3 separate regions of the Homo sapiens genome follow, and regions 1 and 3 are each linked to region 2. A link is a contact called in ENCODE Hi-C or POLR2A ChIA-PET data. All regions are on one chromosome and are shown on one strand. The core of a region is the stretch at or near the end of the contact, and the rest is flanking DNA. Distances in the headings are between cores, read along the strand shown. Region 1 holds the start of PCNX4-DT (PCNX4 divergent transcript). Region 2 holds the start of PPP2R5E (protein phosphatase 2 regulatory subunit B'epsilon). Region 3 holds the start of ATP6V1D (ATPase H+ transporting V1 subunit D).

The links. A loop is a pair of places that touch in the nucleus more often than their neighbours do. ChIA-PET counts read pairs that join two places held with the same protein, here RNA polymerase II (POLR2A). Pooled maps may share reads with other maps.
Region 1: a loop to region 2 is called in a pooled map, with 12 times the contacts of the local background. The contact joins the promoter of PCNX4-DT here to the promoter of PPP2R5E in region 2. A Hi-C loop is called at or near these places in 7 of 50 pooled maps.
Region 3: a map of CD4-positive, alpha-beta memory T cell shows a loop between it and region 2 (11-fold over the local background). The contact joins the promoter of ATP6V1D here to the promoter of PPP2R5E in region 2. A Hi-C loop is called at or near these places in 1 of 168 maps with a recorded cell type or tissue (CD4-positive, alpha-beta memory T cell) and 9 of 50 pooled maps. POLR2A ChIA-PET finds 5 or more read pairs at or near these places in 1 of 52 experiments (CD8-positive, alpha-beta memory T cell).

What each region holds. Positions count from the first base shown.
Region 1 is chr14:60,089,530-60,093,686 of GRCh38, forward strand. It overlaps PCNX4-DT (PCNX4 divergent transcript), which reads right to left and starts at 2,217. Exons shown (of 5, transcript XR_943918.4): 1 at 2,174-2,217. PCNX4 (pecanex 4) reads left to right here and starts at 2,394. Exons shown (of 11, transcript NM_001330177.2): 1 at 2,394-2,890. RefSeq lists enhancers at 2,215-2,344, 2,435-2,624, 2,588-3,221.
Region 2 is chr14:63,541,055-63,545,610 of GRCh38, forward strand. PPP2R5E (protein phosphatase 2 regulatory subunit B'epsilon) reads right to left here and starts at 2,323. Exons shown (of 14, transcript NM_006246.5): 1 at 1,725-2,323. It overlaps LOC112268140 (loricrin-like), which reads left to right and starts at 1,730. Exons shown (of 1, transcript NR_158218.1): 1 at 1,730-3,610. RefSeq lists silencers at 1,819-1,958, 1,999-2,138 and enhancers at 2,375-3,366, 2,429-2,638, 3,726-3,805.
Region 3 is chr14:67,356,781-67,361,165 of GRCh38, forward strand. ATP6V1D (ATPase H+ transporting V1 subunit D) reads right to left here and starts at 3,024. Exons shown (of 9, transcript NM_015994.4): 1 at 2,878-3,024. The coding sequence starts at 2,918. It overlaps EIF2S1 (eukaryotic translation initiation factor 2 subunit alpha), which reads left to right and starts at 3,548. Exons shown (of 8, transcript NM_004094.5): 1 at 3,548-3,676. It also overlaps a transcript of GPHN not described here. RefSeq lists enhancers at 2,135-2,921, 2,764-2,983, 3,004-3,803.

The DNA of each region.
Region 1 (4,157 bases), core at 967-3,466, 3.5 Mb before region 2:
TATTTTACTTTTCTCAAGCTCAGATTCCTTACATTTGAAATAATAATAAGCTACCTCATAAGGTTAAGATTAAATGAGGTACACAAAGTACTGATTCTATGTATGCTCTAAGTATGTGTTGAATGAATTAAAGAATAAATGTTCCCCTACCTGGAATACCTCTTCTCCCAGCTAACTCTGTTTTTGTTTTTGTTTTGTTTTTTTTTTTTTGAGACAAGATCTCACTCTGTTGTCCAGGCTGGAGTGCAGTGGTGCAATTTCGGCTCACTGCAACAACCTCTTACCTCAGCCTCTGAGTAGCTGGGACCACAGGCGCACACAACCACACCTGGCTAATTTTTTGTATCTTTTGTAGAGACAGGGTTTCACCATGTTGCCTCAAACTCCTAGGCTCAAGCGATCCTCCTACCTCAGCCTCCCAAAGTGCTAGGATTGCAGGCAAGAGCCACCACGCCTGGCCCAGCTGTCCACTCACCCTTTAAAAATGGATTGCAACCATCCTTAATTTCCCCAGAATTATGTGTCCCACTTTGTTTCTGAAGCTCAGCGCATACCTGTTTATCACATACACTGTAATTACTGATGTCCTTGTTGTTCAAGTTATGTCCTTGATGTCCAAGTTATATTTTGGTAAATTCCTTAAGGATCATGTTTTATTTGACTTTATATCTGCAGCAATTAGTGTAGTTCCTGACAAATAGGAACCACTATTCCCTTCACTATTTCAATAAATGTTGAATGAATATTTTATACACAGCTAACCAAAGGGCTTGTACCATATGCCCTACTAATTTTATTCTAAGAAAGCACGATGTTCAAATATATTTGAAAAACAGCAGATATTTCAACAATAAACATGTTAATTCTGCTTGGGTCATATGTAATGCCCATGAGAAGAACAAGCATAAATACAGACTCTCTACATAAAGATAATAGCTCATCCTTACTAAGCACTTAAGCTGTGCCATTTACTCTGCTAAGCAATTTACAATTATTTGATTTAATCCAATGACATAACTCTCTGCGGGTTAAGTTCTATTATTTGCCTTATTTTACAAGATATGGGGAAACTGAGCACTAGAGAAATTACATAACCTCAAGATCTCACAAGTAGTAAGCAGTAGTGCCAGGGTTTCAACCCAGACTTCCTGACTCTGGAGCCTCCACTCTTAATTACATGAAACTCAGACTTCTTGGCGGTAAGTGATGCTTCCGAGATGCTTAATGTGGTACTCTGACCCGCAATGAGTGAGCTTCAATGAGAAAAACTATGGATGGACCAACAGCACGTTTTCCCATATTCTATCAAATCGTGAAGATACCAAACTATGAAAGGGTCTACCTGCAAATTAAGTCCTTGAAGACAAGTATATGTATATCCGGGGTTTTCTTCCACATGCTTTCAACACACTACACTTTTGCTCTGGACACAATATCTTAAAAATAAATAAATAAAGCTTTGGCTTTTAATATGAACACAGTAATTATTTTTCTATTACGACCTGAAAACCTAAATACTTAAATACAAAGTCAGCATTTCCAAGACAGCCAAGAGCCAAGAATTAAAAAAAAAAAAAAATTAAGGCCGCATTTATAGTTTTGAGGAATGGAGATCCAAACAAAACAGTCCACAAGTCATCTTGGACGCTGAAGTGTGCAGAACTGCTAGGGCATCTACCCAATCACATGGGGGAATTGCGGGTACCTTGATACCGACAAGTTAGCTTCAAAGTTCCCTTACCCGAGCCTCTAAATCAGCTGAGACCAATCATTGTTAACGCTCTCCGGGGCCGTCTTGAGGACTCCCAGTTGGCAATCTGGAACGTGTCCAGAACTTGGTGGGGCGGGGGGGGGATCATATTTCGTGGAGAATGGGGGAGGTGAGCCCTGGGTATAGGGATAACTTTTTAACTAGCGTTAATTGGGGTCTTTGCGGCCAGGCTGTAAAGATTCCCGCCACACTAATATGAATCAGCCATGGCCTTTTAATTGGAACGCCGGAACTCTGCCTTGTTTTATTAATATCTTAATAACACGTTTCTATAATGGACATGTTGGTTCCTTGTATTTTAAAACGCAGCCACAAACTGAGGCGATAGCGATCACGTTATGCAGTCCCCAATCGTCCAAGCCGAATAGGCTGCATGAAGTATCACTCAAAAACATTCATTACCGTCGGTGTGTTGAGTGGTAACGCCAGTGTGCGAATTCATTAATGGAAATCACGGGACCCCGAGCGGTTGGAGATCTGCCACACCCCTCTGCCTGCGTTAAGACAGCCTGACCCGACCTCTGGTAAATTAATGCGCAAAATGGCGGTTGCACGTCTGTTTCCCCACCCCGGCGCACAATCCTGAGGAAGGACGTCACGTCACCAGGGCAACGACGCTCTTGCGTAAAGGCCCGGCCCAAGGGAACGTTCAGGGCGTCTCGGCTTTCCCCGCTGCTGCTTCTGCTAGGCCCAGTGCGAGACCAGAGCACGAGCGACTCCCGTCGTCCCCGGCCAGGCAGATGTTGGCCTAGTCCTGGCGCGAACGAAGCGCGCTATTTCCCTGCTTCCTCTAGGCCAAGCCTGCTTTACGGCAGGGCCCGCCTCGGGAGCGAGCACAGACCGGGGCAGCGAGGCCAGCCAGGCGCCGACGAGGTCCCCGAACGCGCACGCGCTCCGTTCAGCTCCGGGTGGCGGCCGCCGGAGTAGACGTTAGCCATGGAAACCGAGAGCTGGCCCGGGCGGGGCCGCGGTGAGCTCGTTATTCGGCCGCCGCAGCTTTTCTGCCTCCGCATTCGGGCACTAACCAACCTCCCGGCGGGAGCGCCCAGCCCGAGTTTACCTGCAAAAATGCGGTCCCTGGGATGCCTTCGCGTCTTCTCTTCCCTCGGGTGACTTGAGGTACGTTCGTTGTCCGACGTCCACCTCGGGACTTCTTCGGCATCTTAATGTCCAAGCCTGTGCGGAGAGCCAAGTTGTTCTAGGGGCTTTCATTGCCACAAGAAACATATTTTTCGTTTTTCGTTGCAAAACCTTTAAGTGCAATTATTGCGCTTAATGAACTCAGTCATTAGAGATAGTAATTCAGTGTGATTTTAACTTTCCTTTGAAAGACTACTTTAGCCTGTTGAATTGTAGCATTTTGTTTCTAAGAGACTCGTACGAAATGGAATATGGCACACCCACCCGGAGCTGTGTCCGTTAGGTAGAACTGTACTCTCGCAATATCTCCAACTAAACCTCTTTTGTCCGAATTGTTCAACTCATGGCCCCCTGAACGTGAAGCGCTCCTTCCCCACTGATCTCGACCTCTGTCCCCACAACCTCTTGTCTCTCCAGGACCAGAATTTACTCCAGTGAATCGGAAGTTGTTTTCCATGCCGCTGAATTGGTTATCTGCTCTGTATCCATCATTTTTCACTTACTCATTTTTTACTATTTTTAGGTGTTTGTTTTCTTCATTAAATCATTCCTGCAGTTAGGGCAAAGACTGCCCTTCATGTTATTTGGTATCCACCGCCACTCACGCCAAATCCCCAGACCTTTAGCATAGCATCCAGTTCAGATGTTGCCTTTTCACGAATTTAACTGTTTGTAGCATCTGTTGGCTGCTCCTAAATTTCCTACTTAAAGAGCTGCCTTCTAATTATTAACTGCTGTGGAAAATACCAATCAGGGAAGCTTTTTCTTTTTTAAGAGCTTTATTGAGATGTAATTTACATTCAATACAATTCACCCATTTATAGAATTGTGCAACCCTTACCACAGTCAAGTTTGGAACATTTTCATCACCCCAAAAAGAAACCTTTTACCCTCAGCAGTCACCACCTCCCTCCCCCCATTATCCTTACCCCACCAGCCATAAGCAATTACTAATCTGTTTTCTGTCCCCATAAATTTGCTTATTTTGGACATTTCACATAGACGGGAAAATACAATATGTGGCCTTTTGTAACGGGCTTTCACTTAGTGTGTTTTCAAGGTTCAGCCATGTTGTAGAATGTATGAGTACTTCATTCCTTTTTATAGTCTAATTTCATTGTGTGGATATATCACATTTATCCATTCATTGATGGACATTTGGGTTGTTTTCATTTTTTGGCTGTTAGTAATATTTCTTCTATGAATCTTTTGTGTACAGATTTTTGTGTAGACATATATGTTTTTA
Region 2 (4,556 bases), core at 1,073-3,572:
ATACCAATGTATCACAGCAAGGTGAAATTTACTACTACTGAAACTATCTAGGCATAACTTTTAATGGGATGTGCTATGTTAGCTATGATAAACTATACCACACTGCAAATGAGGACAGGCTAGATTACTTTAAACAAAACACATAAAAGGCATAATTAAAATATTTCAAATAAGTCTTCTTTTTGAATGAAGCCACCTTACGTTATTAACGCTTAATAAAAACTATGAGAAAATCAAGCACCAAAGTTGAACTGAAAACATAAATTCACAGCCTACTGAAACAACCAAGTTGAGTTCCCTTGAGGTTTAGACCTTGAAGTTCATCATCAAATACCAATTTTCATTCCATCAAACTTACGGAACTGAATAGCACTTTTGAATTGTTTAACCCTCTCGAGTTATTAAAATGAAGGCTATTTCCTGAAAGTAACAAGCGTTAAGCTTAATTTCATTCACCAAATTAAACAGATGCCATCATTTCCATGGCACTGAGGCTTCATGCAAGACTAATGGCAGACTCGGATAGAAAGAATGCATATGGGGGAAATGCTGAAATGCAATTACTCACCTGTCATTCCAATAGACAAGACAAGTGGTTTTTAACTTCTAAATAAAACAGTAAGGGAATTTCTTCCTGAACACGTGAGAATAAAAAGTTACCTGGATTACGTGGATTTTGACAATGTAAAAATAACAAAAACATTTTAAAACACATGCACACATATGATGTTGACGTTTGGAATTTGGAAGTCTTCTTTGGTTTTCTTTAAAAAAAAAAAAGTTTTTAAAAATCTACCTAATTTAGCCTTAATATAATGTGATGGATTCAAAATAGAATCACAAACTATGAATGACTATAGATGTTAAGATCACTTTAAAATATCAAAATGACTGCATCAGCCAAAAGCTCCACATCTTATTTGTACGTTGTAAATTTAGGGGCCGATTTTCCATTCGGGTATGTGAATTATTTAGACTTCACTCTAACTCTAACACTACAACATTTCAGTAAATCCTCTTCCTCCATCACTCTTTTCGTCTCTTCTTTATTCCTTATCTCTCATCTCTACAGACGATATATAGGTAGCTTTTAAAAAAATCATTTACCCCTTATGCCCGAGGCCCAGAATAAACGTCAAGGATCGCAACCCTGAAGCACTGCAAAACTGAACGTAAGGTAACAGCGGGTCCGTGCAAAGCCCAGGGAAACAGGTTTCGCCCTGGGCCAGGGCTCCCGAAGCTTTATCATCCTCTAATCAGCAGGCATGGGGCATTTCCATGGCTCAGGATAATCCAAAGGGGGTAAGGGGAAGTAGGGAAAGACAGGGAAGGGGTTTGTCTGTGGGGATGCTTACATACTCCCTTTGCTCCTAACCCACACCCCAAGCCCTGGAGACGATAAGCTGCTAGAGAATCCTCCTCACACCAAACCCCTCTTTATTCCCCGCCCCCGCCAGTGGATAAAGGGGGGCAAGAAAACGCCTCCAATCCCAGAAGGTGGAGAAAAAGGGGGGAGGGGGCAGAGTGAATGAGAGGTATCATCAGAAGCATTTGTAGGTAAATCAGACAAGTGGGACGGGCGCTCCCGCTCCCGCACCCCACCCCACCGCACCCCTCGCCTGCCCGGCCAGGCCTTCCCAAGGCCGGTGCCCCATAGGTTCCCCAGGAGGACCGGGAGGAAGAAGGGAAGCGGGCGAGCCGCGGTGCTGGAGGGACTAAGTTACCTTGAAGCTTCTGGGGAAGAATCCAAAGATGATCTGTGGCTTGGAGGGGCGGGAGACGGGCGAGGTGGCCGCAGCGGGGGCGGGCGGCGGGACCGGGACGTGCAGGGGGAGGTCCGGGCAGCTGCGGGGAGCCTGGGGCGACGGCTGTCCGGTACGGGGTCCCTCCGGTTCCGCGGCGGCGGAGCCTCTAGGCCTCACGGCCGGACCCGAACCTCAGCGTTCCGGTGGCGGCGGCGGCCTCACGATCCTCCCCCGCGGGCCCGTCCCATCAAATCGGCACCGACCCCGTTGCGGCTCCGCCGGTGGCTCCTCGCTCACATTCCTGGCGGGCGGCGCCTCAGCTCGTTGCCCCGGACCCGGCGGCGGCGGCGACGACGTGGGGAGGGGGGGAAGGGAGGGAGGAAGACTGGATCTGCAGCGGCAGCAAGAGAAGGGGACAGAATAAGGAGGAGGAGCCGCAGGAGCTGGAGCCGCCGCTGCCAGAGCCACCTTTCGCTACCCGCGGTGGGTCCCAGTCAATGCCCCTTTCTCTCTCCTATTGTCAATATCACCGGGCGGCTGAGTCCATGGCACACGCGCAACCGAACCTTCTGGCCAGCAGCGCCCGCCTCCGGCGCCCGCCCACTGGAGACTTCAAACGGGAAGCGAGGCCTCATTGGCCAGTATCCGCCTTCACTCCCCTGACAGCATGTTCGGCTGAGACCTGATCAGGGATTGGCGGCAGGAGGGCGGAGAAACGGGAGGGTGGGAAGAGAGAAGGTCGAGGATTGGGCCGAAGCTTGAGGAACCCGGATGCAGCCGCGATCTCGGGCGGTGCAGCCGCCGCTTCCGCCCGGCAGTGGGGCAAGCTGAAGTGAGAAGCCGCTGGGCCTGAGAGGAGCTCTTTAATTCCGGGAGGTGTGCGACTAGCGGATCAGCGGGCTGGCTTTCCGTGCTGTGCGGAGCCTTTGGGCGGCGGTCGTCTTGGACCGGAGGATTCCAAGGGCTCGGGTCGTCTAAGGGTCGGGGAGCCCCGGAGACTTGATCCCGCCCTGCAGCTAGTGTGGCCCCTCAGGGTTTGGGGAGTCCCACTCTGGACGGGACCCTGTGATGCGTAGGCAGGAATAAGATCCCCCGCCCGTGCCGGTGTGCCACTGCTTGTGTAAATGGGCCCCTTGAAACCCCCAGCAGTCGCTCTCCGCTGAACCTTCTTCGAATTTTCTCTCACCTCATCTCCTTTTCCTTAAACGTCTGTTTTGAATATCAGACCCCTGTAGCGTTGAAGCCAGCGCTCGTTTAATTAATGCAGGTGGGAACGCTGTCGCCACAGTTTGCAGTCTATTCATTCAGAATAACCCGCCAGTCAGCCGACTGCTCAGAGCTCGGAAAGACCCAGCTCCAAACTAGGAGTTTCGAGATTTTAATTGGCAAGTTGGACCCGAAAGAGTTAATGGAGAAGACTACTTAAATCTATCTAGAACAAGTGATGAGATATTTGGAGATGTGTTTGCATGCTTGGTGAATGCAGACGGCCAAATGGTACATTTCCAGATAATATTCTTGGATTAATGTATTTGAATGCACCCTACGTACATTTTTTGAGAGGAAAAAAGGAAGAAAGAAATTATTAATGCTAACTACAAACGTCAGAGTACCAGTTGTTCAAAACTTAGAAATTGGGGGGGGGGACAAAAAAATTAACATTCTTATTTTCTCAACTCAGAGATAACCACTTACAGTATTTGCATACTTCCTTTTAGTATTTTTTCTCTTTATGTTAATAATGTGTGTCGATCTGTAGCCTAGTTTTTTCCCTCAGCATTATATCATCTTTTCGATACGGTTAGGGAATAGAGCTATATATAAATAAAACTATATGTACCATATGTACAAGTGACAACGAAAAATGCATTTGCATTTCTCCTGTTTGTGTTGTTAAACACTAGAGTTTTGAAATTTTCTTTGCACACTCCCAGAAATGGCTCTTGAGTGGAAAAATAATTTTGTGCCATGAAAGATAAAAATATTCCTGCTTTGAACTGAAATGGAAAACGAAAAGATGACTCTTAGATGGAAGCAGTCTCCCCCTACTGACTCCAGATGATTGGCCACTGTATGGCTAGTGCCCACTTTTGCCGTGATAAAGTTCATCACCACTAAGTATGAACTATAGAATACCAGCAGTCTAGTTCCTACCCTCAAGAACCTTAAATTTTCCATATCTCAATATCCTGTACAGTCTTCATGAAAGTTCAGTGTCCCAGCCAAGGACCTGTTTTCTTCAATCTTTGATTGAGGGTAAATTCAGAATTAAAACCAAGGAAGATTTTGAAGCCAATTCAATTTCCCTTGGCAACAGTTGAACTGTTAAAAGCATAGTGCACGTTTGAAATTCTCACAGCTGTTGCTTAGAACATGTCATAGAGTGGGGATTTTGCTTGCAAATTATGGATCTCTATAAAGACAATTCATTTCAAAGTCATTTCACTTTCTATAAAATGGCTGAGCAACTGAAATGAGCAGGTTTTTTAAAATGGAAACATCCTTGCCTATGTGAGAAATTGTTCTCTGGACCAGTAATTTCTCCCATGTATCCCAGGGATTTCGGTACTCCAAGAATAGTGCAAGACAATCTATTTCGGATGCAGTAAAAGAAAGTATTAGGAAATATATTTACATTTAATTTTAATCTAAAAGGCATTACGGTCAACTACTATTTTATATAGAGTGAATGGCTCTGCCCTCAGTCCATGGAATGGTGCCTTGGCCTAGAACAGCATAGGAGATGTCCTCAGGGAAAAGTGGGAGTTACCCATTCCTAGGGGTTGGCAGTGGTGGGCCCACCCAATCAGC
Region 3 (4,385 bases), core at 1,774-4,273, 3.8 Mb after region 2:
AGAGGTCTTATCAAGTGAAGGTCGTTTAGTTTCCAGCCTGAGAAGGAGCTATCCATCTCAATGTGTGCATTTAACATAATGTATTGTTGATAGTAAATACTAGAACTTGGGCTCAAAGAGCTGGATCAAATTTAAGTCAAATTGTAGTACTGCATATTCCAGCCAGTTTATAGTAAAAGGTAAACTGGTTGATAAAATTGAATTTACCATGTTAATTTTATTTTCCTCCTAGGGAATGGCATCTTTGTGAAATGGGCAATTTTAATTCCTGAAACTCTAAGAGCAGCGTGCACACTTACAGCTAATATGTAGCAGAACCTGGATTTAGTGGACTTCTGTTGACTCCAAATTTTTCATGCGTCTTTTACTTCCACTCTACAATTGTTTTTGCTTTCTCTGGTACGAAAGTGGGTGAAAGTAACATCACAGAATAATACTGTTGAATGGAAATGTCTGTGAAACAAGCTGCCAGTATATTTTCTAGCCTATGGCTTTTAAAACTTGCTCCTTTACATGTTTCAGAGCTGCTCAGTCCTACTCAAAAAGTTTGACCTTTAGCTAGGATGATGACTTTTCTTCCAGCTGAATCAAAGACATCTGACTACATGACAAAAAGCCTGCTGCCAGCCATGGGGAAAATATTTAGAGAAGAGATTATTTCCTGCACCTGATTTTCCTCTCAATCAGCAAGCTGAGAGCTTTCAAATAGTAGTTTCACCTTCATGAGCCTATCATTTTCTTACCTAAGCCCAAAGATGTCTATTTTTGCCTCTTAGTCTCAAAGTAAAAGTTTCAAAGTAAAAACAAAAAAGTTATTCTGACTGCTGTCAAAGATAAACCCAGCCAGACATTCGTTAAAGTAGTGAAAACAGATTTTATTCAGTAAACCACTGATAGTAGGGGAAAGGGCTGAGCTCAATTCTCATTTGTGCAGAGGTGACTGGCCATTTTAAAAAAGAGAGTAAGGGAGTGGCAGGGAGCCAGCCGCAAGAAGAGTCAGAGAAGAGAAACCTTAAAGTGTTGGTCAGTGTAAACGCCATACTACCTGGCAATTAGTAAGTTACTATTCTATCCTCTCACACAGACTGGGAGACAAAGCCCCTATCCCTCCTGATGATTACGTTTCAAAGAAATGGCTCTCAAAGATACTTGAAGGGACACTTCAGAGTTGGAAGAGATACATATTAACAATTGTAAGCCTGTTTCGTAAATGCTCTAAAAAGGGAACGAGAGGGGTCTATCAATTAGGTGTTGACTAGAACAAACAGTAAATTCTCCCCCTAGCTTTGAGCTTTTTCAGGCAGGCATTTTAATGGCGGGGGCGGCGGGGGGCGGCCTGGGGTCACCCTAGGGGCAGGCCTTACATTGCTAGAAGATAAACTAGTGTCGATGTCTTTCAGTGCAGAAGTTTTGACTGAGTCATCACGTCCTAGGAGTTCTGCAGTTGTCACTACCTCGGGATAGTCCTCATCTTTATTTCCCCACAACTAGCTTGCTGCCTACTTAGTGCAAACAGCTATTAGAAAGTCAACAGGTGAAGGTAAAAAATTTAAAAACTTCATTTCATTAAGAGCTATTTAGTCACCGGGCAGAAAGAAATCTGGGCTTCAGGTTTGAATATAACTTTTATTTTAAGCATCCTCAGATTCTCTCAAAGGACAGAATGAGGAAAAACAACAAAACACCCCCACAGAGATAGGACCACAATAAAAGGGTCTAAATGTCAGGGTCAAAACTGATTTTCTGCTTCCTCACTGAAAAGAAAAAGGGAAAGCCAGGCGCGGTGGCTCCCATCTATAATCTCAGCCGCCAGGGAGGCTGAGGCCGGAGGATCACTTGAGCCCAGGGGTTTGAGGCTGCTGTGAGCTCTGATCATACCACTGCACCCCAGCCTGGGAGACCCTGTCTCTTATTAAAACAAACAAACAACAAACTAAATAAAAATAAACAGGATGAGGAGGAGAAAGGGAGCAAGTTGTTAGGCACATTTGAGAAAACGTCAAAATTTTCCTTACAAACTAGCCAAACACCTACAGTGATATGCCATTTTCCTGACAAAGAATTCAGGCCCCAAAAGAAAGGCAGCCCACAACTGAGCGTATTCCCAAGCATGAGTTCTTTCAAGAAATATTTTTTTGTGGACCTTCTATGGATTAAGACACTCTTTCATCCTGGAGAGAGCCCACAGTCTAGTGGGAGAGAAAGACACATAAACAAATATCTACTTTACAGCGTGATGACCGGTATTAACACAGGTCTGAACAAGGTGCAGCGGTGAGAGAGCAAAAGCAGTGCCTCAGAAACACAGGGATATCCTCTCACAGCAGGTGACATTTGGCGGGATCTTGGAAAATGAGTAAGGGGATCCAAGATCGAATCCGAGGGCTATGCTAGGGCGATTCGATTCCATCCCCACTTTGGCTTAGGGACCTCTTCTATATCCTCAGTAAACTTCCCTTCTCAGAGCATTTATTAAAACCTCCTTGGCCTTTCCAGACGAATGTCTGGCTACGTAAACTGTGAGCTCTGTAGGGCAGAGGTGGCGACGGTTCAGTTATATAAATCCAGTGCCCGGCTCAATAAGGGTATGTGGAATGGATGAATCCATTAATGAATAAAGACAGCAGACCTCCACAAAAGCCCGCCGGCCGGGCGCCTTTTCCTACCGGCTGGGATCGCTTCGTCCAGCCTGATTCACTCAGGAGGAATGCGCGAAGAGGCCGTCAGGAAGCCTCGCCCTAGACTCAAGAAAAGAACCTGGGAAAAGCTCAGGATCCTCCCAGGAAACAAGGACCCTCACTGTGGCCCAGGGTCTGAAGGGACCGCGCTCCGGGTTCCTAAACCTGTGAAAGCGGCTTATCCCATTCCTTTACTTACATTCGCGAGGGAAAGATTTCAATTCGGTCTTTGCCCGACATTCTGACGATAACTTTTCGGCTCGGGTCCCCGGCCGGGCAACCGAGGCTGCAATAGCTCCAGAACTGGCCTCCACAGTGTCTTCCTCTACGGGAGTCAGCTGGTTGTGTCACTTGACCCCTCTTGTTGCTAAGAGGCAGCAGGGACACCCATTTTCACTTCCGCTTCCGGTTGTCACAGGCGACGAAGGGGGAGGACAGAACAGAGGCGTTGCCCGGATGTCGAGGCGCGCGCACCGCGGAACCACCCCTCAATTCCGGTTCGCCTCCCAACCCCTCCCCATCCAGCTTCCCTGCGGCTGCGCAATACGCGGCACGCGCCAGGCCAAAGACTAGGAGCGAAGCGTGCACGCCTTGTCTTTCTCCACCTTTCGTCTTTGGTCACAGCGCCATCTCATGGTTAGCTGAAACTTTGAAAGAGGATTCATTCTTCAGAGGCAAGGAATCGGAGTCCTATGTCTTTCTCGCGCCTTGAAGGTTACTTAGCTAAAGCTAAGATAGCGAGAAACAGTACTTTTCAGGTCCTTCCATGATCTACATTCGTCCTTGTTCTCGGAGGACCCAGACTCTATGGTTAATGATGAAGAGGGGCCTCTATTCGTTCAGCGCTTGCGCATGCGAGGAGGTTCCGCATGCGCGGTGGAGTGAGCGAAGCGCACGCTGAGGAGGATCGGCGGCCGGTGAGGGGGAAGCAAGTCTGGTCTCTGTGATTGAAGAAGTCGGCTCTGGGCTCCAGTGCGGGAATCACACACATACCTCAGGTGACTAATCCCAAGCTCGGTTTCTCCAGGAACTCACTTTGGTTTGTGTCCAGTGACATGGGTGTTCGAGAGCGGGTAGGCCCCGGGCTAATACCTCCCTTTCCCGTCCCTGCGCGGGAAGTGGCTGGACAGCACCGCCACCACCCGCGCTGTCGTGGGCCTCCTCGCCGGCTCCGTGTAGGTCATCCTGTGTTCCAGAGGCATCGTTGTTCGAGCAGAGGAATCTCGTGAAGGAAAGTGGGCCGAGTGGATTGTACAGCCTCTACAATATGCCGAAAGTGAGAATGCCATGACGATGGGGCGGTCTCAGGAGAACGCTGTGACACCGTAACTCTTAACCCCGGCTCAGGACGCTGAGCACTTTGCTTTTTCCAGGCTTGAGAATTCCATCTTTTCTTCCGCCCCAACAGCTCTACCAAAAATTTCCCCTGCGTCTCAGTGGAAACCAAACTGGCCTCTTACCTGAGAAACCTGTGGGACGGGCACCGTGTTGGAAAGAGCGGGGTCCGAGTAGTTTTTCATCTGATAATTGAATGAGTCACCCCTTGAACCAAAACTAAATGAGACTTGAGTTTATTACTGTTACTATCAGTTTGTCGTATTTTGGCGACAATGAGAATAGAACTGTGTTAAGCATATGTTAGGTTAACTATGTTAGTTAAGCATAACTAAAACCTAAGATAAGGATATATTTTCGGGTTAAATACAC